Regions from separate parts of the Homo sapiens genome. Here all the other regions are linked to region 1. The links are chromatin contacts, found by Hi-C or POLR2A ChIA-PET in ENCODE. All regions are on one chromosome and are shown on one strand. The core of a region is the stretch at or near the end of the contact, and the rest is flanking DNA. Distances in the headings are between cores, read along the strand shown.

Region 1 (3,759 bases), core at 696-3,195:
ACAAGCGCAGACCTTGGCATTCGGCTGGTTCTGAAAGGCAGGACTTTGTGTCCTGAGGCTTCAATACAGATGCCCCGAAAGAACCACCTCTCAAAGCAATTGCCCCCAAACTTGAGCCCTGAGGACAGCATCTTAGCAAACACCAACCGAGAACAATGTGAGAGCATCCCACGAACCACCACCTCGTCCTTCCAGAAGGGTGCTCAGCCCAGCAGAACAGAACAGCATCTCTTCCTGGCTCCACCTTCCCCATGAAACTGTGCAGGCCCCAACCCCAAAGCCCTCCCTCTGCTCTTGGGAATTGCTAGGACACCTCAAATGAACGCAAATAAAATTAAAAGATTTTTTGAAGAAAAAGACGACCAATTGAACAGCTGGGTTCATGAACGAGAGGACTGAGGACTCTGCCACCTAAGCGACGCTGACCAGTTCTGCCTCCAGAGGGCTTCCTCCTTGAGACCCGAGAGTTCACAGTAAGGGGGACTCTTCCCCACCCTGATGGGCACCTGGAGCTAAGCCCCCAGGACCTCGGAGAGTGCCAGCTTCCCGCCCACCTCCAAAGTCCTTGCCACTCACAGCCCTGCCAGGCCTGGCCCAAGGTGAGCAGCACCAGCTCGGCGTTGTCGGGAACACTGGGGAAGTAATCTTCCGTCAGCTCCGTGCCATCCTCGTACAGGCACAGCCGGGAACCGCGCTCAGGGAGCTGCAGGGACGGGAGAAGCAACAGGAGGAGGAAGGGTCTCAAGACGAGGGCTTTGCATCTGCAGGCCTCACAAACGACCGGAATGAGCTGTGCTTAAAGAAGCAGGCTCAGGCTGCCGCCTGTATGCCACAGTCGCTCCAACGCCCAGGCAAGGATGAGGGAGCGGGAGCAAGGGCGCCTGACTGCGGGCCGTTCTAAAATACGAAGAGTCAGGAAAAACATACATCAGGGGGTGACTGCTGGCTCTGCAGGATTCACCCTTTTTAAATGAGCTCCTGAGGGCGCTTCAAATAGAGCCTGTCTTTGACAGCGCCGCCTCCCTGCTGCCAGGAGCTGAACACCACCATCCCCAGCACACAGCCGCCAGAGCGGTGCTGGCACACGAAGGAGAACGGTTGGTTGCCTCTGTGCACAAGTGTGACCGGCACGTGGCACTGTTAATTTGTTGGAGTCCGGTTCCCTGTTACTCTGCACTGGTCAGTTTTAGGCATTTTATGGCTACTCCCACCCCACCCGCACCGACCCCGGCAATGCACACCTGGTAACCCTAGTACTGGTCTAAAAAGAAAACCAACCTAGAATAAGGTGACGATTGCAATCCCCAGCTGCGAGGGCTGGAAGGGGCCTGCAGAGCCCACCTAGCCAAGCCTTTCATGTTACTCAAGGGGAAGCTGAGGCCGGACAGGCAGAGCAGCCGTGACCCCGCGTGCCAGTACCTGGCACTCTACCCGGGTCTCCTAGCTCTGATGCAGGGCTGTCCTGCCCGAGAGGTGGGAAGAGGGAAGGGGTGATCCAGGTCGTCCCCCAACCCCCCTGCGTTCTGAAGCCACGCTCAGGAACCCCAGGCTGCGGGGGCCCGGGGTCCTAGCGGCTGAGGCGAACGAAAACTACCCGCCCCGGGCGCCGCCTGCACCCTCCGTTTTGGAAGAGGAAAAGCGGCACCTCCTATTCTCCCCACACGCCTCCCCGACGGGCCGTCCCCGCCTAGCCCAGCGGGCACCTGGAAGCGGAGACAGCCCTTGCGCAGCACCTCCTGGCAGCTCCGGCCAGCCACGCCGAACTTCCTCGGGCTGCGCAGGGCCCGCAGCTTCACGCTCTTGGGCTTCTGGAGCATTGCAGATGTCCTCAAGCCCTCTGGGTCCCACAGGCGGTGGCACCTGCTGCCCAGCTGCTCAGATCCGTCCTCGCCCTGGCCGCAGGGGTCTGCACCTGGTGAGCTCTGCAAGCTGGCACAGGCCGGGTGCCGATCCCGGAAACTACATTACCCAGAAGGCCTGGGAAAAGTGAGGCCCGACGCGGTCTTGTGCGCAGGCGTCGCCCCACGGACACCACATTACCTTACTCAGAAGGCTCAGGAAAGCAAAGGCGCGACGCCACCTGGTGTGCCCAGGTGCCGTGGCCCCGGAAACTACACAACCCTGAGGGCCAGAGTAGCGGAGCCCTCCCCTTGTGCGCAGGCGCGGCCTGGGGTGGGGCGGGGTCGCGCACGCGCAGAGGCCCTGGCCCAGGGCTGGGCTTGGTTGTCATGAGAGTGGAGGCTGCGGCCGGGGCTATGGGCAGAGGTGGCCGGGTCTGCTTCTTCCCTGTCACTGCCGCAGCAGCTTGGGGTGCAAGGCGGCCTGGGGCGGCGGAAGGGGCGCCCCCCGAGTTCCGTCTGAGGAAGCGGCGGCTGCCGAGGAAGTCCACGAGAGCCGGGTCCCGCACGCCCCTGGGGTCCGGGTGCTGAGGCGCCGCCTGGCCGCCTCCCCGGGCCGCGGCACCGCTCCGACCCAGCCGCCCTCTCCACCGGGGCCGCGGCAGCGCCAGTCGGGGCCCTTCCCTCTAAGCAGGTACCTTCCGGGCCGCTGCGGCGCCGGCCCAGGGCCGGAGTGGGGAGCGGGGCGCGGGGCGCGGGGCGCGGGCGCCGCGGGGGCGCGGTCCCCACCTGGGAGCTGGGTACGAAGCCTGGGTGCGCGGTGCAAGCGCGGACGGTGTGGAGTTAGATGCCGGCCTTGCTGTCGCCGAAGAGCCGGCGCGGCCCCGTCGTGCCGTATGCCGGGGAGCTCAGCACGGGTGCTGGGACCGCCTGCCCCGGCCGGGACGGCCCATTTAGCGTGGAATATTGTTTTCAGATCCGGCTTTTCCTCTTCTGGATGCGTAGCACATAGGGGGCCAGTTTCAGATGTGTTCTGCTGAGCAAAAGTTTGAGGAAAATTGCTCTGTCCCTATAGAGATTAAAGTCTGATGGTTGGTTGTTTTTTGTTTTGGAGTTTGTTTTGTTTTGTTTGCACTTAAGTTCAGATTTCTCTGAAGCCCTTTCAGTCGCTAAGATGACTTGATCAGAAACCCATAAGCCTTTGAGACGGTCTCGCTCTGTCGCCCAGGCTGGAGTGCAATGGCACGATCTCAGCTCACTGCAGCCTCCGCCTCCCGGGTTCAAGCGATTCTCCTGCCTCAGCCTCCCGAGTAGCCCGACTAATTTTTTTATTTTTAGTAGAGACGGGGTTTCACCATGTTGGCCAGGCTGGTCTCGAACTCCTGACCTCAAGTAATACGCCCTCCTCGGCCTCCCGAAGTGCTGGGATTACAGGCATGAGCCACCGCGCGCAGTCACACTTAAAAGTCTTCTTAAAAAGAAAATCAGAGACAAGTTTTGTTTCCTAGTCTTGTAACAAAATGGAAGTTGCTACACTGAGTTTCCGTTTAATTTATAGTTAATTGCCTTTTACCATGCCAGCACTAGGAAAAGTGTAGTGAGGGATGAGACCGCCATGGAGTCATCGCTGCCTGGGGAGAGATGTACTCTGGCATTTGTCGGGATGTCGATGGCTGCCCCTGGGACAACAGGGATCCCTCATGCCTCTGGTGAGGAAGACCAGCCAATAACTGGATGTTCAACAGAGCTTTGCTTCTTCCCAAATTGTTAATGGTGATTTTTATAGAGCCTAAAAGTGGCATCCTTCAGTGACATTCCAAGTATCTTATGTAACACTTGAAGGTTTACACAGAGGGGACCCTAGGGTACAACTGGAAGGTCTTTGGGAGGGGGTAGACTAAAAAAGGAATCCTTTTCAAAT
Region 2 (3,759 bases), core at 855-3,354, 1.5 Mb after region 1:
GGATGCCTCAGGTTCCAGTCTGTGAAATGGGACAACAGCACCTCTCATGCCTTCTCCACAAGGCTCTCGTGAGGAATCAGTGGGCAGCCCGTGGAGCACCCTTGGAGCCGGGCAAGGCAGTGCCAGCCCTGTTCCTGGATCAGGGCCAGCCCTCACACCAGCTGCCCCCTCTGCAGTCCTCTTCTCTGCTCAGTTTGAAGCCCACCTCCTCTTCACAGGCCTCCGTTACCGCCCACACTGACCCCCAGTCCCTTACATCACATCACCCTATTTTTATTTTGTGTACAACTGTTTCCTGATACCTTTCTGGTTTACTTCTCAATTTTCTCCTGCTAGAATGAAGCTCCTTGAGGGGTCCCTTGTCTGGTTCGGGGCTGGGCCCTGCCACCTGGAAGTCCATTACATAGTAGACAGCCCATCAATTACCTGTTGAAGGTGACTGCTTTATGCCTGGTCACAAACAAAACAGAAAGGGAGATAAAACCAGTCCAAGCAGAGACCATGAGGACGTGCCAGAAAGTGTAAGACTCTCTATGTGCCTTGTTCCAGGCCCGTCACATTCATCCACATCTGTGGTCCATCACTCTGCACGTGGAAAGGATGAAGTCCTCTGCCTGGCGTCCGGGAGCATTGACAGTCTGGCTCCCACCTTTCTCTTCACGTCCCCATCCCCAATTCCTCCGGGACTAAGAAAGCCCCCGGCTGCCGTGCACCAAGCTTCACGCCTCTGGTGTTGTTCAGTCCTCTGAAATGCCCTCCCAGACCCCGTCTCTTCCTCCTTCCCAAGGCCACATTCCAGCCTGGGCTCCCCGCTCCTCTGGGCCTGACCATCTTATATCTCCACCTGGCTCTGACACACTGTTACCGCCGTCGCCGTCACCTCAGGCATACGGCAGAAGCCATGTGAGAGTCTGAATTACTGAGAACCCTTTATCCACTTACGGGGATAACTGCATCTTCCTGGGAAATGTCAACTCAACTAAAAATAAAGTGCTTCCAGGACTAGCGGCCAGTCTCTACTCTTCATAAAGGGAAAAGGGCAAAAGCCCACTGAAGGTACTTAGGCTGAAAGCAGCCCTCTGTGCTGTGAGACACCTGGCAGAGAAACGAACGATACCTTTATCAGTGGGGCCACAGACCAGTACTAAGTCAGCCTGGAGAATTTATGATTTTATTGCCTATTTAGAATACGATCAAAACCGATGTAACTAGTTTCCCTTCAGCCCGTCAGTAACGCCTTCACCCCAGAGCTTAACACTAAATCCTACAGATAAGCGCTGACCTGGACGCAGGATGGGGACAGGGCACATTACTCTGGAATACAGCCCAACTCGCAGCGCTGTGGGGGCCGCGACTGCCCGCTTCCCCCAGATGCCAAGCAGGGGATGCGGACGAGATGCGGCCCGGGTGGCTCGAGGGCTGCAGCCCCCGCCCGGCCCCTCTCCCGCTCCCCCGACCCTCGCAGGCCCCAGGGCTCCGCCGCACCCCCCAGCACCCCGTCCCGGGCCCGACCCCGAGGCGCGACCCGTACCCCTCAGGGCCGCGGGTCGGGAACACGGTCCCCGCGGCCACCCGGGCCCCGACGGCCCTCCCCGCCCGGCCCTCAGCGCGGCCCCGCCCGCCCGCGGCCTTGACAGCCCGGAAGAAGCGGAGGCGGCGCTGCCCGGCCGTTCCCGCGCCACGCAGCCCTTCCTGGCACCTCGCAGCTCCGCTACGGCCGAGCCGCGGTCTCCCTCACGGCCGCGGGAAGGAGGACGGCGGGGCACGGGCGGCCGCAGGCGCTGCGCTCCGGCTCCGGGAAGCTGCAGCGAGCACTTCCGCTCCGTCCTCCGCGGCGCCGCCTCCAGGGCCCCCAAGATGGCGCGAGGGCGGGGCCAAGGGCTCCAACCATTTCCGCTTCCGGCGCAGACGCGCAGGCCGTTGGCGGGCGGGCCTCCCGGCGGAAGAGACGACAGCGGCGGAAACGCGCACAGGCGCAGCTGCGTCCTCTGGCTCCGGGCCCGGCTAGCTTCGCTCCAGAGATTGCGCGGGCTCAGGGACTAGGCCCGTGGCCACACCCCCCCTTGCGACAAAGACCAATGGAAGCGGGCGTTGCTGGTCGCTAAGAGAACCCTCGGCGGCAAGATGGCAGCGGCGGGCGAGGGCACCCCGAGCTCCCGCGGGCCGCGTCGGGACCCGCCTAGGCGGCCGCCCCGGAACGGTAACGACTGCGGGCCACGGGACAGGTCGCTGGCTGCCCTGGGCTCCATTCAGGGTGCGATCGCTCTACGCCCTCGACCCCCAAATGCTCACCTCGGAAAGTAGAGGTCCAGGTGCCGCGGCGGAGCCAGGGCCGCCCCCGCGTCCCCCACTCCCACAGGACTCGCCGTGCGCCTCGGGCTCGGCTCGCACCCTTCCCCGAGCCCTCCTCCCGCAGCAGGCCAAGCCCTGCAGGGGGTCGCCCCCCGCGGGCTCCTAGCCGGGAAGACCGGGTTCCGGCCGCAGCCTCACAGCCAGCGGGACCTGGGGTTGCCATGGGGATCCCGAAGCCCAGGACTTGGGGCGAGGGCAGGCGCAGGAGCAGCACCAAGCCTCCTGACTTCCTGGCCGGTGCTGTCCAGAAACGCTAGGACGCGTTTCAAAAGCAGTTTTTGCCTGTACTTCCAGCACTTTGGGAGGCCGAGGCGGGTGGATCACCTGAGGTCAGGAGTTCGAGACCAGTGTGGCCAACATGGCGAAACCCGGTCTCTACTAAAAAATACAAAAATTGGCCCGGGGTGGTGCCTCCTGTAGTTCCAGCTACTCGGGAGGCTGAGGCAGGAGAATCGCTTGAACCCAGGAAGCGGAGGTTGCAGAGAGCCGAGATCGCGCCGCTGCACCCCAGCCTGGGCGACAGAGCAAGACTCAGTCTCAAAAAAAAAAAAAAGAGCAGGTTTTGATAGGAACTGTTTCTAGAATCAAATAAACGGGTCTGGAATGAACTCAGAGCTAACACTACTATCTTCAGGTAGAACCTGACCCTGATTTGGGACAGATACAGTAGCCTGTAGTAACCCCCTGCCCTCCTCCCCGACATTTTCCCATAAACCCTGCCCACAAAATGTGCCTGAGGAGCTGGTAGGGAGGGAGCCCTGCCCATTCCTGGAACTGCAGGAGTTGGCGGGTGGCACACCCAGCAACTAGGAGGAGATGAAGCCGGCCAGGCCATCCTTGGGTATGAGTGTGGATTTTCTCCCCAGCGATAGGAGGCCACTGAAGGGCCACGGCAGGGGATGGGAGAGTCTGCTCCTCCCCTGTGTGCCTCACTGACACTGCCGCTCTGCCTTCCCCTGGCTCACTCATCTCCTGCAACAAGGCTCCCAACCTGCTCCTCACCACCTCCCGAGCACCTCTGGTCTCTCAAGGACCTGCAGTTGTTTCAAGCCAGCCCTCCTCTTACTGGGCCTGTCTTCTCTGCACCAAGTAGGTCCTCATCCTTGTCACATAAACAAATGAGCAAATGAATGGCCCAACAGTCGACAGGAGAGCTCATGAGCCCCACAGGTCGCCTCTGGTCTGCTGAAGGTGACGTGTACCAACCCCTTGAAGGCCCTCAAGGGAGCTGCACTCCCTCCTTCAGCACTGGAGAGCATCCCTCATCTCTGTGTCTGTGCTTACCTGTGTGTGTCTTCTCAATACTCAGGTTATGGTGTCTACGTATACCCAAATTCCTTCTTTCGATATGAAGGAGAATGGAAAGCAGGGAGGAAGCACGGTGAGAAGCATCTGTGGTCTCTTCTT
Region 3 (3,759 bases), core at 590-3,089, 1.4 Mb after region 1:
GGGGACCCCCAAGCCCCACCTGCCCAGGAACAGCAGACACTGGGACACTTTGTTTCAGGTCCTGCCCAGGCCCCTCCCACTGTGAGGCTGGGATTTGTCGCCCAGGGTGCAGATGAGAAGAGTGGGGAAAGCAGTCCTGAGCCAGGACAGCGGTGGGGGATGCCTCCTAGAGCAGGCCCTCCCGTCAGGGGCCCATCATAGAACCCAGTGTGAATCCAAAGGAGCCGAAGCCTCCTCCTCAGAATCAGACGTGGAGCCATGAACCCAGGGGCCAGAGCGGCATCTCAAACTGTTATCTAAGCATTGACCAGAACACATGATCACCTCAGCGGCTCCACGTGGGCGATGCCGGGTTGCCTGGTCCACGGATGAGGGGTTCAGCCCAAGGTGCTCAACCCAATCAGAGGGCAGCCTCTGTGTCCAGGAGACACGGGTGCACCCGCGGGGTCAGAACTCCAAAGGGGCGCGGGGGCGCTGGGAGGTTTGGTAGCCAGAGGGCCTGCGGGGCGGGGCCACCCAGGCCATGCCCCTTCCCTGTAAGAGGGGCCATTCCTGCAGTGTGGGGCTCTGGCTTTGTGACTGGGCTGTGCCAGTCTGGGGATGATCCCACAGCTGAGCTCCTGTAGATGGAACCAGAGGTGAGGCAAGGAACTGGAGGCCCTCCCCACTGAGGTCAGCGGGGCGCAGACGCCCCCTTGTCGTGCCCTGCCTTCCTCCTGCAATCCTGCAGGACTCTCCAGGGCCAAGTGCTGCCCTTGGGGCCAAAAAACAGGGCCTTCTCCTTCACCTGCCCTGCAGCCATTCAGGTATGTACCAGGCATCTCCTGCCCTCCCTGGCCAGGCGGCCCCAGAGGCACAGGCCGCAGACACCGCAGGCGACCTGCGTGGGCCTCCAGTTCCCGCCCCAGCCCTTCCCACCCCCAGCTCAGGGCAGGTCCAGCTGTGGCCAGCGGCTGGGGAAGGTTCTGTCCCCTCCAGGTGTGCGGCCTTGGCAAGTGCTTCAGGCCTCCCTCCGCTCGTCCCCTGGGAGCAGAGGGATCGGAGCGCCTGCGATGTGGTTCCCCAGAGCACCTGCGGGGCTCAGGCCAGGCAGGGTGGAGGGTGGAGGGTGGAAGGCCACCTTCCGCCCGTCCTGGAACCACGCGGCGGCTTCCCGGCTGCCCCCCACCCGCCAGGCCCTGCCTCCCGTGGGCACCAGGGGGGCGTCCACACCAAGCCGGCCGTGTGCTTTTCGCGCAGGATTACTGGGGAAGGCGGCTGCTCGGGGCCTGGAAGGTCCCGGGTCTCGCCTCGTGCCCCTCTGGCCCCCAAACCGACCGGCTCCCCGGAACTGGCCAACCCGCGCTGAGAGCCCGCGCAGCTCAAAGGGCGCGAGGGCGGGACCGCCGCGGCCGGCGCTGGGAGCTCGGCTTCCCGAAGACCCAAGCGAAAGCCTCCGTCTCCCCAGCCGTAAATGGGCCTGCAGCGTCTCCACTCCGCAGCGCTGTCCCCAGTGGGAGGGCGGCCCGTGGACGTGCAGGGAGCAGAGCAGGGGCCCCTGGCAGCGTAGGACCCCGAGGTCGCAGCAACCACGCGGCCGCGAGCCCATCCCGCTGCCTCGCCAGCGCCCCTCGCGCGTGCCCCGCCCCCACCTCGGCTCGCGGGCCCCGCCCCGCTCCGCTCCGCCCTGCGCCTCCGACTACCTTCCCGCTGCCCCGCCCCGCGCTGCGCTGGTTCGGACTCCAGCCCCGCTTCCGCCCGGGCCCTGGCCCCGCCTCCAGCCCCAGTCCGGCCCCGCCCCAGCACCTTGACGCAGAGGTCTGCGCCGCACGCAGAGCCACGTCGTGCCGTCATCAGTTCTCGCCCGTCTGGGCGTGGGCGTGGCCGGCGTGGCTGCTCGGGACCACCCGAACCCGCGGCCATGGCCCCGGCCGCCGCCAGCCCCCCGGAGGTGATCCGCGCGGCGCAGAAGGACGAGTACTACCGCGGTGGGCTGCGGAGCGCGGCGGGCGGCGCCCTGCACAGCCTGGCGGGTGAGGGCCGGGCGCGGCCGGACGTCCTCGCGAGCGGCCCAGGGGGTGTTGCCCCTCATGGAGGCGGGGTGTCTGCCGTGTGTGGTCACGGTCGCCTGGGCCCGTCCCACAACCTGGGACCCGGCAGTCTCCTTCGCCTGCCCTGCGGCCATTCAGGGATGTGCGGGGCACCTCCTGCCCTCCCTGGCCAGGTGGCCCCAGAGGCACAGGCCGCAGACACCGCGGGGGACCTGCGTGGGCCTCCAGTTCCCGCCCAAGCCCTTCCCGTCCCCAGCTCAGGGCAGGTCCAGCTGACGCCAGCGGCTGGGGAAGACTCTGTCCCCTCCAGGTGTGAGGCCTTGGCAAGTGCTTCAAGCCTCCCTCCGATCCTCCCCTGTGAGCAGAGGGGTCAGAGCGCCCGCGGCGCGAACGCCTCATACCTCGGTCCGGTTCACACTGACCCCGGCCTTTCCTAGGCCTGAGCAGCAGCCCAGGCCCCTCGCCCTGCTGACCCCAGTGTAGGCTCAGCCAGGCCCTGCCTGCCTCACCAGGCCGGGAGCTGAGTACAGAAGCCAGTGTACTCAATGAAGCAGCACCTGTCATCCCAGCAGTTTGGGAGGCAGAGGCGGGAGGATCGCTTGAGCCCAGGAGTTTGAAACCAGCCTGGGCAACATGGCAAGACCCCGTCTCTACAAAAAATCTGAAAATTAGCCGGACGTGGTGGCGGCGTCTGTAATCCCAGCTCTTCAGGAGGCTGAGGCAAGAGAATCGCCTGAGCCCGAGGGATGAGGCTGCAGTGAGCCATGATTGTGCCGCTGCACTCCAGCCTGGGCGACGGGGCCAGACCCCATCACCGATTAAAAAACGAAAAAAAAAAGATGCCGGGTGTGGTGGCTCACGCCTGTAATCCCAGCACTTTGGGAGGCCGAGGCGGGTGGATCACTTGAGGTCAGGAGTTCGAGACCAGTCTACACAACATGGTGAAACCCCGTCTCTACTAAAAATACAAAAATCAGCAGGGCGTGGTGGCGCGTGCGTGTAATCCCAGCTACTTGGGAGGCTGAGACAGAATCACTTGAACCCGGGAGGCGGAGGTTGCAGTAAGCCAAGATCGTGCCACTGCACTCCAGTCTGGGCAACAGAGTGAGACTCCATCTCAAAAAAAAAAAAAAAAAAAAAAAGGCAAAGCCATCAAGTCTTTGGGGGGTGGGGCAGGCAGTCGTTAAAGGCATGAACTCCCAGCAGAACGTTTCAGGGAGCAGTGGCACTAGAGCCCAGTGGTGGGGGTGTCGTGGCCAAAGGAACAGTGCCATGGGACAGGAAGAGCATGGGTAAATATCAGAGGACAGCCAGGCTCCGTGCCGGGAGGCCCATGGGTGTCAGGTGGGCAGCCATTGGTGGATTCTGAACAGGAGAGTGACATGATGAGAATTTTTTGTGTGTGTACTTACTTGTTTTACAGTACACTTGGCACTTACCCCTGTGCCAGACACTGTTCCCAGTGTTTTACAAATATTGAATCTTCAAACATCCCTCCAAGTAGGACTTATTACTCTTCTGATAGATGAGCAAATTGAGATTCCAGAAAGACCTCACAGCCAGCAAGTTGGAGAGCTGCTTTTTGATGCTAGACAGTTGGCCTCTGGCCTGTAATCTTAATACCCCAGACCATCTTTCCATGTGGCCCTCATAGGCCCTAGAACAGTTGCTCAGGGGAATCCCGGAGCAAGAGATGAGCACAGGTGGGAGATTCTTCGCAGACTGTCTG
Region 4 (3,759 bases), core at 868-3,367, 1.3 Mb after region 1:
CTTGGCAGCCATGGAGCGGGTCTGCAGGGGTGAAGGGGAATGGGCAGGGCCATGGTAGCAGTTAAGCAGGGAGGGACCCCTGCCAGTGGCCCCCTGGACCCCGGAAGAAGGGTGGGGTCCTTGCTCCGGAAGAACAGGGGGAGGGAGGGATGGAGGGAAAGCAGGTGAGGGGCAGGGGCAGGGGGAGGTGGGCTGGAGGGGTGGACATGGTCGGAGCCCTGGGTCTCCCCCCGCCCAGGCCTTTCACTAGCTTCCGGAAGGTAGGGGTGGGGCAAGGTGACAGCGCAGGACCTTAGGCTGTGTCCACTGAGAGGCGACCCAGGGCCACAGCCCGCAGTAGATCTGTTGCTACAGCCAAAGGGGCTTGGCCCTGGGCCAAACAGGAGAAAACATTTGCCCCGAGTTGCTGCTGCACACTCCCACGGCCTGCAGCGCCAGTCCTGGCATGGGCTCCGGGGACACCTGCCCGCTGGCCACCGTGCCAAGGCAGGATCTGGCAGTCCTGGCAGGAGCCTGCACGGGGCCATCCCTTGCCTCAGAAAGGGCATGTATTTTTAGGCAGGCCACAGGGTGTTGGCTGAGTCTGCAAGAACTGAGGCCTGTGGCTCCCAGGGACCAGCTCCCAAGGGGCAAAATCCATCCAGCAAGGATTGGGCCGGAGTGGGCCGCATTCCCACCCCCGCTGAATGGTAGCCCCGTGTGTGGGCCTGCCCTGCCTGCTCCTTCCTGCTCAGCCCCTCTCGCTCCGCTCAGCCTTCAGCCCCTTTCTGGCTACTCCACAGGCAGTCTAGACAGGGTCCCCCCACCAGACCAACCCAGTGCCTGCCAGTGGTCCCTACCGAGCCCCGGGGTATGGTGGGCAGAGGACAGGGAAGGCCCCCATTCACCTGCATGTTTCCCGCATGTTCAGTGGGCACACAGGTGGGCGCCCCTCATGGAGGGCACCTCCTGCCAGCCTGGCCCATGGCACACCATGCTGCCAGGGGTCTGAGCTGCCAGAGGTCTAAGCCGCCTGGGGTGTGCTCCACTCTTCCACCCAGGCCTCCCTGGGGCAGGCTCCCCCTCCAGAGCCACACACCCACCCCCTTGGAAGACACAGGCAAGGATGCCTCCTCCCTGAAGGCTTGCCCTGCGCACACAGATGCATTATCCCTGGAGTTTGTGCCGCCCCACAGGCCTGTGCTCCCAGGAGCCCTGCCAGGCAGCTGGTGGCATTCTCCACGTGCAGACAGAGGCTGAGGGCCAGAGACATGCAGTAATGACCCCGGGTTACCCGGGAGGGGCTGATCTGTCTGCTTCCAACACTGGGCTTTTTCCCAAGGCGCCCAGAGCCTCTGGAGAAGACGCATCTCTTCATGCCAGCAGGGCTTCCCAGCCACTCACCCTGGAACCCTGGCCTGCCCCACCTATACCCCTGTCCTGGCTCCAGCTGCTTCCAAGGCTTGTTCCTGCAGCCTCCCAGGCACCTGTCTTGCCCACAGGCAGCCTGCCTGGCTTCCCCCGACCACAGCACTTTCCACGGATCGCCATTACAGCACACATCTTCCCTACCCGCAGGTGCATGCCAGGCTGGGGCTCCTCCCAGGTGGGGCAGGGTTCCCCACTCCTCTGGTTTGCATGGGACTTTTAACATTGAAAGTCCCACGCCCCTGGGAAGCCAGGATTGAGTCACCCTAGCAAAGAGCGCATCACATTCGCCCTGGCGTGCAGGGCCAAGCTTACAGCAGGCACTCGCTGAAGGGCAGGGCTCTCTGACAGTCTGCAGACCCACGTGCCCCCTTAGAAGCAGGTGGGCGGCCTCTGCGGCCTCCCTCAGCAGGGCTCAGAGCACTTGAGTTAAGCCTGTGGACAGCGCGGTAAAAGAACATCAGTCCAGATGTTCTGTGCTGATGCGCGATCTCTGGAGGATAACCGCCCGCCCGCCCGCAGCCCCGGGCCTCTCGGACCCCTGCCCAGCACTGGCCCTAGCTCGCCCTGTAGCGGCCGAGACCTCAGAGGCCGGGGGTGGGGGAGGGAAGGGGCGGGGCCGGCGCCTCATTAACATAATCTATGCGAGGGGGCGTTTGGCAGTCAAATATATGCGCATATATCTCCATGGCTGATGAGCTGGCCGGGCACTTTCAAAATGGCGGAGTGTGGAGCGAGCGGCAGCGGGAGCAGCGGGGACAGTCTGGACAAGAGCATCACGCTGCCCCCCGACGAGATCTTCCGCAACCTGGAGAACGCCAAGCGCTTCGCCATCGACATAGGTAGCCGCAGGCCGGGCGCCGGGCGCGGGCTGCGGGGGCGGGCGGGGCGCCGGCGGTGGGCCGGCGAGCGGGGGCGGCGGGAAGGACGAAGGGCGGGGGCGCGGGCCTCGCGCACAGCCTCACGGGCCTTGTAGTCCGCGGGCCCGCGCACAGCCTCACGGGCCTTGTAGTCCGCAGGGTCGCTGATGCGCGGGCTCGGGGCGACGGCCGGACTACAGCTACCGGCAGGCGCCGCAGGGACCAGAGCGGGGCCTGCCGGGCCTGGTAGTTCGCGCGGCCGTCCTGGGTGGCTGGGGGCCGGGGTCCAGCGTTACCCGCCGCGAGGTGGGAGGGTCGGCGGAATTTTATGTCTTCGGCCACATCGGCATCTGGGCGCCCCGGCTCCGCCGCTTGGCTGGTGGCTGGCCTGAGATTTGGGGTCCTTAGTTCTGGTCGAGACGAGGACGAGCTCGGCGGGAAGCCCTTGGCAGAGTGGCCCCGAAAAGGCCGCGCGTTCCCGCGGCGTGGCCAGCTGTGGCCCGCGGGCCGGACAGTCCGTGCACAGGCCCCGCTCTCTGGAGAGTGGACGCCGGGCGTGAGTTCAGGCGGCCGTGGACGTGGGACCTGGGAACTCGTGCCTCTGGTTTAAAAGCCACCCGTGCCTTCCGTGGCCTTTAAGGCGGCCTGCACTTCTGCCCTGGCCTCTCCAGGGTCCGCTGCAGACCCTCCTGCCTGATGGCTGTGCTCTCAGTAATGACGGCGGGCCAGGCTCTGTTCTAGACCTTTTTCCCACGCTCCTGACTCCCGGACACCTCCCAGCCACCTCTAGGGGAGGAACGCGAATTACTCCCTTTTCGCAGATGAGGATACCAAGCCCCAGAAAGGTGAACTAATTTGCCCAGGGTCATCGGGCTAGAAAGTGGCAGAACCAGGATTTGAACCAGCCACTCCCTGCTCTCCTACTCTGCCCATGTTTCAGGCATGAGGGCTTCCTGGGGGCAGCTTCACCTGGAGAAACCCCCCTTGAATAGCCGCTGCGGCTTCACATACCTCTCCCTCTTAGCACTCATCTCGGTCGTAGGCTGAGTCTGCTTGTGTGTGAATCCCACAAGAGCAGCGGTGTGTCTTGTAGCCCCAGCCCCCGAAAAGGATGCCCAACCTGTCTTTGCCGCCCAGTAAATACTGGGATGAATGGGCCTGCCGCTGACTGCTTCCCACCTCCCTGGAAAAGCTGGGACTCAGAGAGACCCAGGCCATTCCCTCTGAGCTGTGTGCTCCTGGTGCATCTGACATGTTTGCTGCTGTGGTGTCCTCGGGGTTGTTGGTGTCATCATCTCTCTGAGATGTCCAGCCAGGGAAGGGTGTCCTCTAGGGAAGTGGGGGGCGATGAGAATGGAAGTAGCTATAGGTCCTGGCTCCCACCTTTCAGTGAGCTTATGGGAGGCAATGCTTCTTAGGGGGTGTGGCCTGGTGCCAGGTATGAGAACGTGTGAGTAGCATCTTTAGGGACCGCTGATAGGACTTGGGACTG

The links. A loop is a pair of places that touch in the nucleus more often than their neighbours do. ChIA-PET counts read pairs that join two places held with the same protein, here RNA polymerase II (POLR2A). Pooled maps may share reads with other maps.
Region 2: a pooled map shows a loop between it and region 1 (11-fold over the local background). The contact joins the promoter of MORN1 here to the promoter of DFFB in region 1. A Hi-C loop is called at or near these places in 4 of 50 pooled maps.
Region 3: a map of sigmoid colon shows a loop between it and region 1 (7-fold over the local background). The contact joins the promoter of PEX10 here to the promoter of DFFB in region 1. A Hi-C loop is called at or near these places in 1 of 168 maps with a recorded cell type or tissue (sigmoid colon), 1 of 37 single-sample maps with no recorded cell type and 9 of 50 pooled maps. POLR2A ChIA-PET finds 5 or more read pairs at or near these places in 1 of 52 experiments (PC-3).
Region 4: a pooled map shows a loop between it and region 1 (15-fold over the local background). The contact joins the promoter of PANK4 here to the promoter of DFFB in region 1. A Hi-C loop is called at or near these places in 2 of 37 single-sample maps with no recorded cell type and 8 of 50 pooled maps. POLR2A ChIA-PET finds 5 or more read pairs at or near these places in 1 of 52 experiments (A549).

The regions. Positions count from the first base shown.
Region 1 is chr1:3,855,662-3,859,420 of GRCh38, reverse strand. It overlaps DFFB (DNA fragmentation factor subunit beta), which reads right to left and starts at 1,945. Exons shown (of 7, transcript NM_004402.4): 1 at 1,704-1,945; 2 at 577-703. The coding sequence starts at 1,817. CEP104 (centrosomal protein 104) reads left to right here and starts at 2,210. Exons shown (of 22, transcript NM_014704.4): 1 at 2,210-2,532. RefSeq lists silencers at 1,064-1,113, 2,044-2,543 and an enhancer at 1,724-1,903.
Region 2 is chr1:2,389,899-2,393,657 of GRCh38, reverse strand. MORN1 (MORN repeat containing 1) reads left to right here and starts at 2,104. Exons shown (of 14, transcript NM_024848.3): 1 at 2,104-2,200; 2 at 3,662-3,733. The coding sequence starts at 2,125. It overlaps RER1 (retention in endoplasmic reticulum sorting receptor 1), which reads right to left and starts at 1,817. Exons shown (of 7, transcript NM_007033.5): 1 at 1,700-1,817. RefSeq lists silencers at 1,532-1,831, 1,932-2,041, 2,172-2,241, 2,402-2,531 and enhancers at 1,073-1,945, 1,814-2,108.
Region 3 is chr1:2,410,644-2,414,402 of GRCh38, reverse strand. PEX10 (peroxisomal biogenesis factor 10) reads left to right here and starts at 1,839. Exons shown (of 6, transcript NM_002617.4): 1 at 1,839-2,012. The coding sequence starts at 1,901. RefSeq lists enhancers at 870-1,449, 1,450-2,030, 2,031-2,611, 2,612-3,192 and silencers at 1,114-1,713, 1,874-2,253.
Region 4 is chr1:2,524,954-2,528,712 of GRCh38, reverse strand. It overlaps PANK4 (pantothenate kinase 4 (inactive)), which reads left to right and starts at 2,117. Exons shown (of 19, transcript NM_018216.4): 1 at 2,117-2,249. The coding sequence starts at 2,126. RefSeq lists enhancers at 1-648, 1,370-2,090.